Linked DNA regions of Mus musculus: region 2 is linked to region 1. The links are chromatin contacts, found by POLR2A ChIA-PET in ENCODE. All regions are on one chromosome and are shown on one strand. The core of a region is the stretch at or near the end of the contact, and the rest is flanking DNA. Distances in the headings are between cores, read along the strand shown. Region 1 holds the start of Neat1 (nuclear paraspeckle assembly transcript 1 (non-protein coding)). Region 2 holds the start of Cdc42ep2 (CDC42 effector protein (Rho GTPase binding) 2).

Evidence for each region. ChIA-PET counts read pairs that join two places held with the same protein, here RNA polymerase II (POLR2A).
Region 2: POLR2A ChIA-PET joins it to region 1 with 23 read pairs in Patski. The contact joins the promoter of Cdc42ep2 here to the promoter of Neat1 in region 1. POLR2A ChIA-PET finds 5 or more read pairs at or near these places in 4 of 5 experiments (Patski and embryonic stem cell).

What each region holds. Positions count from the first base shown.
Region 1 is chr19:5,840,002-5,846,977 of GRCm38, reverse strand. It overlaps Neat1 (nuclear paraspeckle assembly transcript 1 (non-protein coding)), which reads left to right and starts at 1,500. Exons shown (of 1, transcript NR_131212.1): 1 at 1,500-6,976.
Region 2 is chr19:5,921,383-5,928,660 of GRCm38, reverse strand. It overlaps Cdc42ep2 (CDC42 effector protein (Rho GTPase binding) 2), which reads left to right and starts at 3,845. Exons shown (of 2, transcript NM_026772.2): 1 at 3,845-3,897.

The DNA.
Region 1 (6,976 bases), core at 251-2,750:
TGAGACCCTTTCTGGAATTAAAAAGAAAGAAAGATAAATAAAAGGCTGATTAGGTTAGCCCTTGGAGAAGGGTGAGGCGCAGGAATCTACGTGGCATAAGAACCGGTGAGCAAGCCAGCACTTGCCACATAATCACCCTCTGTGCTGGTCACATGAGAGAGAGAGTCACCAGTTTTCCGGGAACGGGAGGGTGCAGTCTAGGCCGGGCCTTGCTTGCAGATTCCATATGCTAGAGGCCGGAAAACAACCCCCTCCTTCCCTCCTCCGGGTTGCTAAGGGAGCCTGTTGTCACTGGGTGGTTTTGTTTGTAGAGTGGGTGTCGAGCCTGGGAGGAGACTTCCGGGCAGTTAATTCTGCCAGCTGCCTTTTTCATTCTGCGTGCTTGAACCAGCTTTTTTATTTTGGGGAGTATGGGGGGGGGGGGATGTGGAGGCAGGTGGCAGAAGAGCTGAGTAGATGCTTCATGGCGGGGTGGGGTGGGGGTGGGGGGTTGTCAGACTGTCCGAGCTCCTCACTGACATGGGCGGTGACAATTCCCCTTTTCAAAACCCTCACTAAGCCCTTGTTTGTGGACAACGTTTGCTTTTGGACCTGTGCTGGACCCCACCCCAAGTAGACAGCCAGCCTGGCTCCCCCAGTGGTCATTAAACCCACGCCTTGAACTCCACCATACACTGTCGCAGAGAAATGCAGCTTAAAAATATTTTTTCTCACTATACCACACCCAAAAGCAAAAATGTTTTCTAAAATCACTTAACTGTACTGGGCGCTCTTCAACCATAAACATTACATACACACATTCATTCTATATGCATGTGTACCATACAAAAGTCTTGCTTTATCATAGCTTGCAACCACCTTTCCCGCAATTTAATTAACCTTAGACGCAATTAAGCATTCCACCCAAGCTGCTGGGATAGTTCTTCCCCACCCCCACCCTGCTGCTGCCCGCACTGACGTCACCCTGCGAGCAGGCGGCGGCAACGCCCGAGAAGTCACGCGCCCGGTCCCGCCCCAACCCCCCCACCCCTACCGCCTGACGCGCCACCGCAGAGATCCCTCCGCCACCGAGTGGAATTTTCCAGGCTTTCTGCCGGCCCTACTTTCGGACCTCGTCGGGGCGTGGTGACCTGAGGCGACCCGTGTACTTTTCCTTCAGCGCTGACATTCGGTGTGACCCTCTTCCCCAACAGCTGACCCTACCCTTCAGCAGCAAAGGGGACTTACTTATCCCCGGTGGTGTTCACCGCCCAAATATCATCTTTGGATATGCCCTTCATCCTGTGACGCACCGCTAGGAGCAGAAAAGGATCATTGAGCAATCTGAGGGAGTGGCGGTTGACGGAGGCCATGACCCGCCCCTCGTGGGCTCCTTTGGCTCTGTGGCTAGGTCGGGGAGGAACTTTTTTTTAAGTGCCCGTGGAGGAATCGTTCCGTTTAGCAGTGTTTGGGTGACGCGACACAAGAGTATAAAAGCAAAAGTTGTAACCTCCACCTGTAGGAGTTAGTGACAAGGAGGGCTCGCTCTTGGGGCTAGTGGTGGGGAGGCAGTGGCCAGTTCAGGGCTCAGATGAGAGAGGTGGCAGAATTAGAGGCAGCCACTAGGATGGGGGTGCGAGGAGAAGCGGGGCTAAGTATAAAGGAGACTAGATTTTGGGACAGTGGACGTGTGGAAGGCAGCTTCCAAAGCGCCTTTAACAATCCACAAAGAACCAGCAGCTTTCAAGACCAGGCTATCCCTGCTGTCTGCTGGCACTTGACGTCCAGGAGGGCACAAGTTTCACAGGCCTACATGGGGGCAGTGTCCTAACTTGAGTGGCAGAGCAGCAGTTGATGGAGACGGGTGGACTGGGGGCCCTTGAAGGCCCCGGAAATCATAGAGGACAGGCAGTGGGGCAGGACTAGGTGCGTAGTGGAGGTCGCCTTTGATCTTGACAAAACCAGCAGACCCCTTTTTTTCCAGATAAGGGGTTGTGAACCCACCTGGGGATGAGGCCTGGTCTTATGGAAGGTGGACTTAGCTTCGCTGGGCGGACAGCTCTGGCCCAGGGTGGTATGTAATTTGGGTGTGGCCTGTCTGCACCCACTTCGGGGTGCGAGGGGAGGCCGGAGGAGGCTGCAGAGACAAGTTGTTTTTACTGTCAGGTCTGCCAGGCGGGGACCATGGAGATTGAAGGCGCAAGTCTTGGGGCCACATTAATCACAACTTTATTTTTCAGATAGCAGTGCCCTCTCTGGACTTTGCCTAGGTTCCGTGCTTCCTCTTCTGTGGTCTCACTCTTCCCTACTCTTGCCCCTCACTCTGAGGTTAAGGGGTCACTTAAAACCTTGCCCCTGGGTCGTCCGGTAAGCCTGTGGAGGATGTAGAGTCGGTGCTGGAGTCTTGGGCACGGCATTTTGGTAAAGGTGGAGGACACCCTGACTGGGCGGGGAGGGATGGTGTTGATTCACAGAGGGCGGGACGTGAGTGTGGACCCTGGGGTGGGCTCACAGCCATGTTTCCGGTCACCCAAATGCTTCATGGACGTGGTTTATCACTATAGTGTTCACCATGGCAAGCAGATGGCACCAGGAGATATGGAGCCCCTGCCAGTGTGAGTCGTAGCAGTGCAGGAGGGCTCACCCTGGAGGAGACAGCGGCCTCGGTTGACGCCTACACAGTGAATTCCAGAGGCTTAGGAAGCGCGTCCCTGCCCTGGGTCCAGGCCTTTCTCAGGAAGCCCTGTGCTCAGGAGGCCATCGTTGAAGTCAGCTTGTAGGGGGTGGGCAGGTGCTTCCAGCCGGAGGGGCCGTCGGCTGTGAATGTTCCAGATGAATGTCTTGTTCTGGGAGCATCATTCTTTGCGGATGCATGAATGGCAGCAGGCACCCTTTTTCATGGGGGTAGAGGCGTTCGACTGCTGCATCTTCTAAACAAGCCTCCATCCAGCCTTTGTAGTTCTGTGCTGCGAACTTGGCCTCGAGAAGATTGCGTAAGGTGTAGGACACTTTAACGTCTGCGCAGCGTGCTGCACTGTAGATCGGGACCCCAGTGACCTCGCCCACCTTCCCTGCTTCTGCAGCCTGCCTGCCTCTGCATTGGTCAGAGGGATTCTTAACTGAAAACTTGTGGGTGTTGGGGAAAGCTGTTGGGTTGTAAATGACTGGTGTGGAGGAATCTTCCTTAGATGGAGCTGGTTGTAAAATGGGTAGGGTTTGTGGTTTAACAGTGGGAAGGCGCAAGTTAGCCACAAATTCTGCCGACTTGGTAGATGCCGTATCTAATTTGGGCTTTGGGACGTCTTCTGGACTAAAAGGGATCCGTGGGCCCGAAGTGGTCCCTGGGAATGGTCTCTCCCAGGGTGTGGATTTGATACTGGGTGGTTGAGTGGCAACAGTGGTTCTGGCCCCTTTTGTTCATTAGCTTTTATGACTTAGGGCCTGGCTGTGTATACCAGGCTGGCCTGGGTTCACAGCCCTGCTCAGATGACAGTGTCCTGAAACAATGGCCTTCCAAGGTGAAACCTGAGTTATGGATCAAGCTTGGGAATAATACTTTTGGCACCAGATATGGGACTTGTGGGAGAAAGCAGGGCTCAGCTTGGCATTGGTGGGTTGAAGGAGTCGGGGTGCGGGTGAGGATTGTGCCTGGAACCGTGGGTTGATGGGAATAACAGTTTGGGAACTAAATAGTTCACATGAAAATCTAAAGGCTGATGGTAAATCCCTGCAGGTGGCACTACTTTGAGATGCAGTTGCTTGGAAAATACCAAAATCCTACAAGGGGAAGAGCAAAATTGTTTTGCTTCACTGTTGAATGGGGAAGGGTGACATTGAAAAGCTTTTCTTAGTTGCTCAATAGATGGTTGTCACTACCCTGACCTAGGCAGGCCACAGGGGTGGAGCCTGGTGGGGGGAAGCTGATTGCCAAGAAGTGAAGCTGGGGAGGGGCTTGTAAACGCCTCCCGTTGTGGGCTCTGAAACCATAGTATGGGGAGGTTGGCAGACTCTTCTGGGTCTCTATTGAAATTCTGTCATACTGTGTGATTAAGAATTCCAATGCTGCTATCTAAAGGAATTTCATATGGGAGTCATGCCTTATACAACACATACAGGAATTTAATGTGTGAGCCATGCCTTCAAAACACATCTTGAATTTCTGGAATTGGCCAGAAGACAACAGGGTTTGCTTATTTAACCTTTCAAATCAGTCATTGTGACAAGGGGACAGGGTCTTGCGCTTGCTATGAGATCATTGTGATGCTTGTAGAAACCTCATGAGTGCTTTGCCACTGAATACATCCATTGTGGGTTTGGCTTGAATGGTGCTTAAAAACCATCCCTGAGCAGAGGGGAAGCTGTTAAACTGTCAGTCAAAGCAGTTTGGGAAATAAAAGAGACTGGGCCCTGGGTCATCTTACTAGATAACACTTTGTAAAAATTGGTTCTGAAAACCCTGTTTATTTGCATATTTGTGAAAACCCTGTATATGTGGTTGTTTTGTGAGTGTGCTTAAAAGTGGTGTGACCAGGGCAAGATCGCTCATTGGAACAGCTGTGTGGAATGGGGAAATGTGAAGAAAGCTGTAACTGCAGGTTGGTCGCACACGCTTCTCTGTACTAAAGTGTTCAGTGTACAAACCCACTAACCATTTTCCTCCCCTTTACAGCAAAATAAAGGTTTGAGATTGAAGCTTCTTAGAATTGTCATGGCTGTTACATTCTCGACCTCTGTCACTTTGCCTTCATATAGTTAGGCCTAGATGCACTGCACCATGGAAGCAGTTAGAGCAGGTCTGGTCTGAGCAGCTTGTCAACTCTCTGGGAGGGAAGGGCTGCTCACTGTGAGCTGACAATGGCTGCAGACATGACACTGAGTCATGGGATAATGGCACTGCAGGTAAGGGAGTATTCTGAACATGATCTAGAACATTCCCAGGTTGTATTCCAAATAGTATGGTTTTTTAGTTTGGGGAAAATGTCTTAATATGGTATGAGCTTTTCATATTTTCACTCTTAAAAGCTGGTGTGGGCTTGAGATTTCAGTCTGTACATGCAATTCTGTCTGCCTGAGGAGCTGGGCTTTGGCTATTTTTGGTTTTTTTTTTTTTTTTTTGGTACATGACTAAGGTTTTTTACCATGGGAAGGGTGTGGTCAGAAGCCCTGGGAATCCAGGAAGTGGGCCACGCCTTGTAAACAGTCCTGGGTAATGGTAGCTAATCCATTGTAGGAGCCAACCTGCCCTGAATTTAGTTGAGTGGTGTGTCATTAAAGCTGGAAATGTTACTACTTAGACAGATTGTGAGCTTAGAACTCTGCCAGCCTCTGCTAGGACTGGAGCCTGCTTGCTGAGAGCAGAGGGTAGCCTGTGGCTCTGTATGGAACTGTTGTCTTGAACTGGAGTAGGTAGGAGACCAAGCAGAGGGTGGGAAGTGTCTTACTCTTCCCTGAGAGCCGCCAGGCTGGCTGTGTTCTCAGCTCCTGTGTATTGTATTGTTCTTTTTCTCGGTCAGTCTGTCAGTGACCTCTCTCTTGTGCTGAGAAGTCAGAATGGGGTGTACCAGGAGTGCTGTCGAGGCTTCTGGGACTCCAAGGGTTAAGTGCTACTACAGCACATGAGGGGGTTTCCCTTCACCCACTTTTTTTTTTCTTTTTACTTATTTTGGTATTTTGAGAAAAGGTTTCACTGTATAGCTCAGACTGGCCTAGAATTCAAAGATCTACTAATGACTGCCTCCCAAATGTGTCTGGGATTAGAGGTGTGTGCCTGTGCGCCGTCTACCTGCCTCCGTGTCTGGTTTATCCCAGCGTCATTCTGGTTTCTTACCTAGTTTCTGTGCCTCCATTTTCCTCTTATCGGACCTTTTGGGTTTTATACTTACAAAGTTCTCCATGTTGTGTCAGCGGTCTGGTAAGGAATATATTCCCAGCTATGTTAGAGGTGGCTCACTAACAAATCAAAGGCTGAGCTCTCCTGTGTGGAGACTATTAATTAAGACTTGGCTTGAGTTTATTTACTTGTTTTGAGACATTCTTACTCTGTAGCCCAGGATGGTACGAAGCTCATAATAATCCTCTCTTAGCCTTGCGAGTGTTGGGAACACAGACGTGAGCCACGGGTCCTGCAAACACTGCTCTATGCCCGGGGTGATCGGATGGCCGTCCTATCAGCCACGGGTCCTGCAAACACTGCTCTATGCCCGGGGTGATCGGATGGCCGTCCTATCACCATTCCTCAACCAGAAGCCTTGGATTGGGTTCATGCTCTGAACACCCAGCGGCAGCTGGGGTCCTGTAGCGCTCACGTTGATCCTGTGACTGGAATGCCGTGGGGCAGGGAGCAACAAACGGTCTTTAGAGATGTTTAGAAACGTGTTCTGACAGCAACCATAGACTCCTCCCAGCTTGGAAACACTGGCAAGTTCAGATGTTGGCCTGCTACAAAAAGAGAATGACGTTTCCAATCCTGACAATCCTGACATGTGCCATTGAGTTTATCTTAGGATGTCAAGCCACCAGAAGGACCTTTAATGTGAGCTTATGTCTGCATTGCTGAGGGCCTGTGAAAGCATTAACCGAGGTCATGTCCATGCCTTAGGTGCTATTGCTGAAGCAAGTAATATAAGGGGTTTCTGACAGGCTAATATTTGTATGTCCTTCCCAAAATCTGGATGCAAATAGGATTGTCAGGAAGAGAACAAAACCAAAATAAGGTATCAGGTGGGATCCTGAGACCTTCTGGGACAGGATGCCCTCCTCGCACCTGTGCTAGGCTGCTGAAGGCAACTGTCACCTGCCTCTGTCCTTCCCACACCTCAGTGGTTTCTTACTGAGTTCTCAAGCATAAAAAAGGTTGGACTGTTAAGTTTTGCAGAAAAGCAAATGGGGGAAAAACACTCTTTTCCATTAACGAGCGTGCCGGCAATGTCTCAGACTTTTCTCTTCCTGGGCATCAGCTATACGTACGCTTGTACAACAGTGGGATTGTGCCTTGGTT
Region 2 (7,278 bases), core at 2,596-5,095, 79 kb before region 1:
ATCTGGTGAGGGTCCTCATACGATGTCATCCCCTGGCAGAAGACAGAAGGGAGACTGGGTAGATGGGGGGAGAGGGAGAGAGAGAAAGTGGGCTTGCACTCTCCAGCCCTTCCATAGTTGGAACTAAACTTTTTATGGGCTTACAGCCCTCTGACCTCAACAGCCCCCAGCAGGCCCCGCCTCCCAACACCGTTGCCTTGGGGAGTAAATTCCCAACATACCTCTTTCGGGGACATATTCAAAGTTTAACTTTTACCCATACCACCATGTGGCCTGGGTCCCTTTCCAGGACTGGCCCTAGTTTTTCTCTATGACATCAGGCTAGCACTGATGCATCCTGTGGAACTGAGCATGAAGTACTGCCTGCCAACTGGAGATTAAGTACTGCCTGCCAACTGGAGATTAAGTACTGCCAGCCGTGCTGGCACACAGGGAGACAGAGGCAGGTGGACTCTGTGAGTTTGAGGCCAGCCTGGTTTAGGTTCCGAGTCAGTCAGGGTTACCATGTAGTTTAAAAAAAAAAAAAAAAAAAAAAGCAGCCTGGCATGGTGGTGCGCGCCTTTAATCCCAGCACTCAGGAGGCAGAGGCAGGTGGATTTTGAATTCAAGGCCAGCCTGGTCTACAGAGTGAGTTCCAGGACAGCCAGAGCTACACAGAAAAAAAAAAAAAAAAAAAAAAAGGCAGAAAAAGATTAAATTCTTAGCTTCCTTTATTTCATTTTCCATTGATACTGGAACAAATTAACACAAGCTTGCTTGGTGGTTTAATACAGTACATCTGGGCCAGAGAGACAGCTCAGTGCTTAAAATATTGCTCATGCCGAGCAGCTGGGTGTGATTCCCTGAACCCAGTGTCAAGCAGTTCACACCGCCTGTAATAAGGTCGTCCAGGTACCCTCAGAGGCTTCCCCCACACATCTCCACAGAGGCAGACGTATGCACGTAACTTAACAACAACAGAGGAGCCGTAGAGATTCTTTAGCATGTTATGTAGGTCAGTAGGCCAGTGAGGCTACAGTGAAGAAGGTGTTAGCATGGCTGTTGATTCTGTCTGTCGCTGTCTTCTCCTGCTGTTGGAAGGTCCAGAGGTCCTTGGCCCTCGAGCCTTCTTTCATCTCTAAGAGTAGCATGATGGTGTCTCTGGCTTGCCCTTTCCTTCCTTACACTTTACAAAATTGACTTATTTATTGGTGAGTGTTTAGGTCAGCGGAAAGCCTGTGGGAATGGTTCTCTCCTCCCACCATGTGCGTTCTGCGGCTCGTCAGACTTGGGGATAGCGAGTTTAGTTCATAGAGCGCTTATGGAGCAAGCGTGAAGCCCTGGGTTCTGTCCTGAGCACTGAATGGAACAGCCTGTGATGGTGCCTGTCCGGAATCCCAGCACTCAGAAGGGAAGCCGAACCCTTTCACCGGACCCCTCCCCCCTTTCCTCTTTTGACACAGGGTCTCATTATGCTGTATCCTGTCTGGCCTGGAACTCACTGTAGACCAGGCTGGTCTCAAACTTGAAATAGCTGCCGTGCCTCTGCCTTTCTGGTCACAGGCTCACTGCCAGGCGGCTTCAGATGCATCTTTCATTCTTTTGTTTTTATTTTTAAGGGCCCTTGTAATTAAGTCTGGCCTATTCAGGACATTTTTTTTTTTTTCCCGAGACAGGGTTTCTCTGTGTAGCCCTGGCTGTCCTGGAACTCACTCTGTAGACCAGGCTAACCTCAAACTCAGAAATTTGCCTGCCTCTGCCTCCCAAGTGCTGGGATTAAAGGCGTGCACCACCACTGCCCAGCCAGGACAATCTTTCTTCCTTTTCTTTCTTTTTTTTAAAAATTTATTATTATAAATAATTACACTGTAGTTGTCTTCAGACACACCAGAAGAGGGCGTCAGATCTCATTACAGATGGTTGTGAGACACCATGTGGTTGCTGGGATTTGAACTCAGAACCTCTGGAAGAGCAGGCAGTGCTCTTAACCACTGAGCTATCTCTCCAGCCCTTCCTTTTCTTTCTTTAAAAAAAAAAAATTACACTGAAGACAGAATCAGATTAATCCCTGTGAGTTCAAGGCCAGGCAGGGCTACATAGTGAGTTCCAGATTAGCCAAGGCTATGTAGAGAGACCTGCCCCCCCCAAAAAAAAGACTCTTAGCCTTCTTTCTTTCTTTCTTTCTTTCTTTCTTTTTTTTTTGGGGGGGGGGTTGTGTGTGTGGTGGAGCATGTGGAGATCAGAAAAGAACATTTAAAAGTTCGTTCCCCCTTCTTCCACCATGTAGGCCCTAGAAATCAAACTGAGGTTTTGAGGCTTGGTCACGAGCACCCTTACACAGAGTCTTCGCTCATAACGGTCTTCTTTTATTTTAGGGCTTGAATTTGCTACACAGCTGAGGAGAAACATTTTGAGCTCCTGATCCCCCTGCCTCCACCTTCTGAGTGCTGATGCCCCATCACATGCTGTTCAATCCAGTGCCCAGGGCTTCTCGGGGCTCTGTAAGCGCTCCACGAACTAGAGTACATGCCTAACCTGGGATAATCTCTCTGTTAAAGTCGGCTGAGCAGGCATGCGGCTCACATCTACAGACCCAGCTCTTTGGGAGGGCAAGGAAGGCGAGCTGCTTGAACCCAGGAGTTCAATCAATTATAATTTCTGGTAATTCCCTTTTCCCACATAACAAAATGGTCCCAGACGTTAAAACGTGGAGCTCTTGATCTAGTGGTGCATGCGTGTGAGTGTAAGATTATGTGAATGTGTGTGTGTGTGTGTGTGTGTGTGTGTGTATGTATGTGTGTGTGAGTGTGTGTATGTGTGTGACTTGGGATTAAACAGAAGGACTGACATACAGGGAATCTCACCGAGCTCCTCCGAGCTGTCCTCCTGGCCCAGAATATGGTCATCTTTAGGGAAGCATGACCCAGTCCTTCCCATTCTCCCCTCCCTTTTGGCTTGCCTGACATACTCCCCAGCCCCAGCATCCCTCCCTCCTATCCACACACCGCTTTCCACATCTGCTATCTGGAAGGCAAGCATCCCGATTTCCTCCTCCTATCACTGTCCTCTTCTTTGCCTCACTCCTCTTAGCACTCATCCACCCGGAAGGGGATCAGCCTGTGCCTGGAACCTCGAATTTCTTGAATCCTGACTCCTCAGCTTCCCTAACCACGAACAGACACTCAGAGAATTTACTCACAAAACGGCGCAATGAGAAGTTTCCCTCGGTTTGTCTCATCAGCTTTAGGACCTGTCCTTCAATAACTGTTTCTGATCCTGTTCTAAACCATCCACCTCAGAAACCACTTAGCAGGTCAGCAAACTCGTGCAAGTTCAGGCTGTGTCTGTCTCTGTTTTTCTCTGTGCTTTCCGACCCTGAATCTTTCTCGCATCCTTCATCACTCTCCTAGCCTAGGGTAAACTCTTCAAAACTCCCCTAGGTTTGTAAAACGCCTGCAAAGCCCAATTCATTCTTGAAGAGTCAGTGCGGGCGCCTCCCGGGTCCTCGTCCTTCCGTCAAGGAAACCCATCCAAGGATGGTCAGAGATTTCTCAAGAATTCTTTCTTCCGGCCTTTGTTGGCCCAGTGCTTCTAGCCTAAAGTTTTTATTCCAACACGAACAGCTGGCGTCCTCGTGTGTATCCACCCTTGTTACCCTTCGGTGATAGCCCTCAGCCGCCCGGAGGCTAAGCCTCTAGAATCTTGGAATCCAGCTCTTAGCCTTTACAGAAAGAAGAACCTGGGCGGTGCCGCGGTGGGCGGGGATGTGTGGGTGGGGGTTCGAGAGGAGCGGTCCGGGATTGGCTTCTGGCTCTGGGGGCGTGGCTTAGGCCCAAGGTCTGCACTGTAAGTTCCCAGGCCCTCCCTGGTCCTCTATCCTAGCCGCACAGCTCTGCAGCTTTGCCCGCGCTCCTCAAGGTGAGTTGGGACTGGGGTTTTACAGGCCTCCCGCAGCTCCCTGGAGAGTGCTAGCCAGGCGGTGTTCTGTTTTGGCTCAGATCAGGTCCATTATCTGGGGTCTGGATCCCCGCCCCCTACCCATGACCTCCCGCAGCGCTCAAGGCGCTGTGCTGTCAGTCTTGCAGCTCCGGGTTGTACTTCTATGCTGGCCAGAGACCTGGGACTAGGGAACATCCTCTCTTCGGCCCGTGTCCCTGCCTGGGCTGGAGGCCGTATTTTTAGCGGATGGTGAGGTGTCCTCCTATCTTTAGCTTTAGTGTTACTGAAATGGATCTGGGCCGCGCTGGGTAGCGCTTGACTGGGGATCTGGAGGGGTCGGCACAGGAACACAAGCCAGGGCTGAGCAGCCGGACTCCGGGGAGGGCGGGGGCCTGCACGTCCGAAGTCTGGCTGTGAGCCAAGCAGACATTGAGACTTCGCCCAGGCCAAGAAGCTCAGGCAAGGCAAGGCCCCTCCCAGATATCGGAGTCCCAGACAAGGTCCCCGATAATTGCAATTCTACCCTCACGGTGGTCCGATTGTGCAACCCAGAGAAAAAGGGCCTATGGGCGATCCACCTCGGGCACTGGAGCACGCAGTTCCTCGGTGGGCGTCTCCCTGGAGCGGGTATGCTCGGTGGGACCCTAGAACCCCGGGTTATAGCAGGGACGCGCGCGCCACCTAGCGACATTGTACTACAGAGAGATCGCTGCAGAAGCACCAGATTCTGAGCCAGCCCTGCCAGGGCTGGCAGGAGGGGACCTAGAAGGGTTTGGTTTTTGTTCTTGATGCAACCTCTACCTGGAAGAGCCGAAGTGCTTGAGAAAAGCCCTGAAGATATGTGCTGAATGTCCTTTGACGGTTACTGTGGATCCGTCTATTGTGCAGAGGCCTCTTGTTTCAAGTATAGCAGTGGGTCAGCTTATTTTAAAGACAGGGAAGGTGAGTTCAGTCCCAGAGAGAAAAGGTTCATTGCTCAAGGTCACAGAGGCCCAGGTGGAACTAGATTTCAAACCCTTCCCCTTGGGCTGCTGGCAAGACGGCTCAGCGGAAGTCTTTTGCTGAGCAAGCTTGGAGGTGAGCTCCTTTCCCGAAACACTCAGAGATGGACTCCACAAAGTATTCTGACTTCCACACACATTCCGCACACTACGTACACACTCGCGAACGCACTCACACACACACACACTCACATTAAAATACACTCAACAGTAACAATAAATAAAACTTTCTAGTTTTTTCTTTTTTTATTTTTAGAGGCAGTTTTTTTGTTTTTTGTTTTTTTAGTTTTTAGAAGTAAACAGATCTCTAAGTTCAGTTGGCCTGGTCTACGGAGTGAGTTCCAGGACCACCATAAACCTTCTCAGTGAGCCTTTAGAAAAGGGGCAGACCTAGAGCTGGGCCTGGTGGCACACTTTCTTGTTTTTTTTGGGGGGGGGGAGGGAGGGGTTGAGATTTGAATGTTTGACAGGGTCTCACTGTCCTGAACTCACTATGCAAACCAAGATGGACTCAATCTCCCAGAGATCTGCCTGCCTCTGCCTCCCAAAAGCACTTATCACCTGCCTGGCCAGCCCGTACGCTTTTAATCCCAGCACTTGGGAAGGGGAAGAAGGCAGATCTCTGTGAATTTGAGGCCAGCCTGGTCTACACAGTGAGACCCTGTATTTAAAAAAAAAGTGGTGTGCAGCGGGGAGTCCATTAATTTTGAAGTGTCTGTGTAGGGAGGGGAATTTTCATGAACATCCAGAGTGAACAGGGGCTAACTATTCTCCATGACCAGAGGTGATCTGCCTCTAGAAAGTCATTTTCTCTGAGGGAGGCCCAAGATTGCTGACCAGGGCAAGCCATAGAACTGGGATGGCTTTCATCTGTGCCTCCCATTAGCGGAGGAAGCTCCTCCTGGCAGCCTGGTCCTAGTCAGAGCTCTTTATAGAGCTGCACACTTGCAAGCTGGGGAAGTGGGAGCCAAGAGATAAGACTATATAGGGGAAGCCTGAAGACGTGATAGCTTCTCTCATGCTCCCCACCCCTATCACCGTGGGTATGGCCCCTTGCCTCGGAGACACGTGGACCAGCCTCGGTACCAGTGCCTTCTCTTGCTAGTCCGATGACCTTTGTAAAGTTCCTTAATATGTCTGAGGTTCCAGTTCCACTCCATCAGCTAACTGAGACACTAGTGGCACCCGCCACAACGTGCCTTATAAACATGTAAGGAATTCCATGGCAGGCTGGAGCCCCTCGTCCTGTGGTGGCCGGATCTTCTATTTAGAGTTGCTGGTTGTTGTTCCCAGTTTTCTCCTGGGTGGTTGATATGGGCCCCACCCTTCCCGTTAGCCTCTGTGCTCCTCACATCTGGATTTGGGTGGGAACATCTGGCTCAGAATGAGACAGCTGTCAGGGACGCCCAGTTTGCTGTGGAAACATCCAAGCTGTCTTGGTGATCTAGTGTGATGGAGTGAGGGTAGGGAAGGACCTGGCCCAGGCTCTCAGCAAATCTCCCGTCATCACAACTCTCCCCCAGTGGAAAGGAAGTCACCCAGTGCTCCACAGCAGCTGAGAGAGCAGATTAGATATTGTCAGCAGGCCTTGCATTTGGTGTGGTGGTTACACGATTCTAAGACTTTGAGTGTGTCTTCATCAGACAGCTTCCCTAGACTTCGGTAGAACACACCTTTCCCGTTGGCTGCAGGTGCTCTGGGGTTAGAGCTGTCCAGCTTCCATGGCTCAGCATGACTGACCTGGGATGTCTGGCCTTGGGGCGGGGTTTCCTGAGCGAGGTCCTGTGCTGGGATGGGGACAGTTAGGACTCTGGCCTGCCCTGCACCCTGCCGCCTCCTCCCTGCTCTTCCTGGCCATCCCTAGCCTGGGCAGAGGAAATGGTGGATACCTCTTCTGCTCGGGTGTGGAGGAGGAGGAGGGGCTCCTCTGGCTTCACTCCTGGCCCCGCCCCTAGCTGCTACGTGAGCTTGGACCAGTTTCTTTGCCTTTTGTACAGGATTCTGCGTGCACTTAAAGGAGCTAAAGGGGCCAGTCAAGCCCTCCCTACACCAACCCCCTACCAAGGAACAGGAGGGTGTACCTGCTCCACTTCCTTCTTGTTAAAGCAGTATGACACCCATTCACAGTGTATTTTTTTTCCACCTTAAAAATAGCTTTTCTTTTCGTGACTACATAAACAATACTTGCTTATTAAGAAACTGGTGACTGGGGTGTAGATCTGGTTTTTGGTTTTGGATTTGGATTTATCTTGATTTGTGTTTTTAGACAGCATCTCAAAAAAGAAAACTGCATTTATATAAAACACTGAACAAGTGCACACTGTAGCAGCGCATGCCCTGAATCCGACATACAGAGACT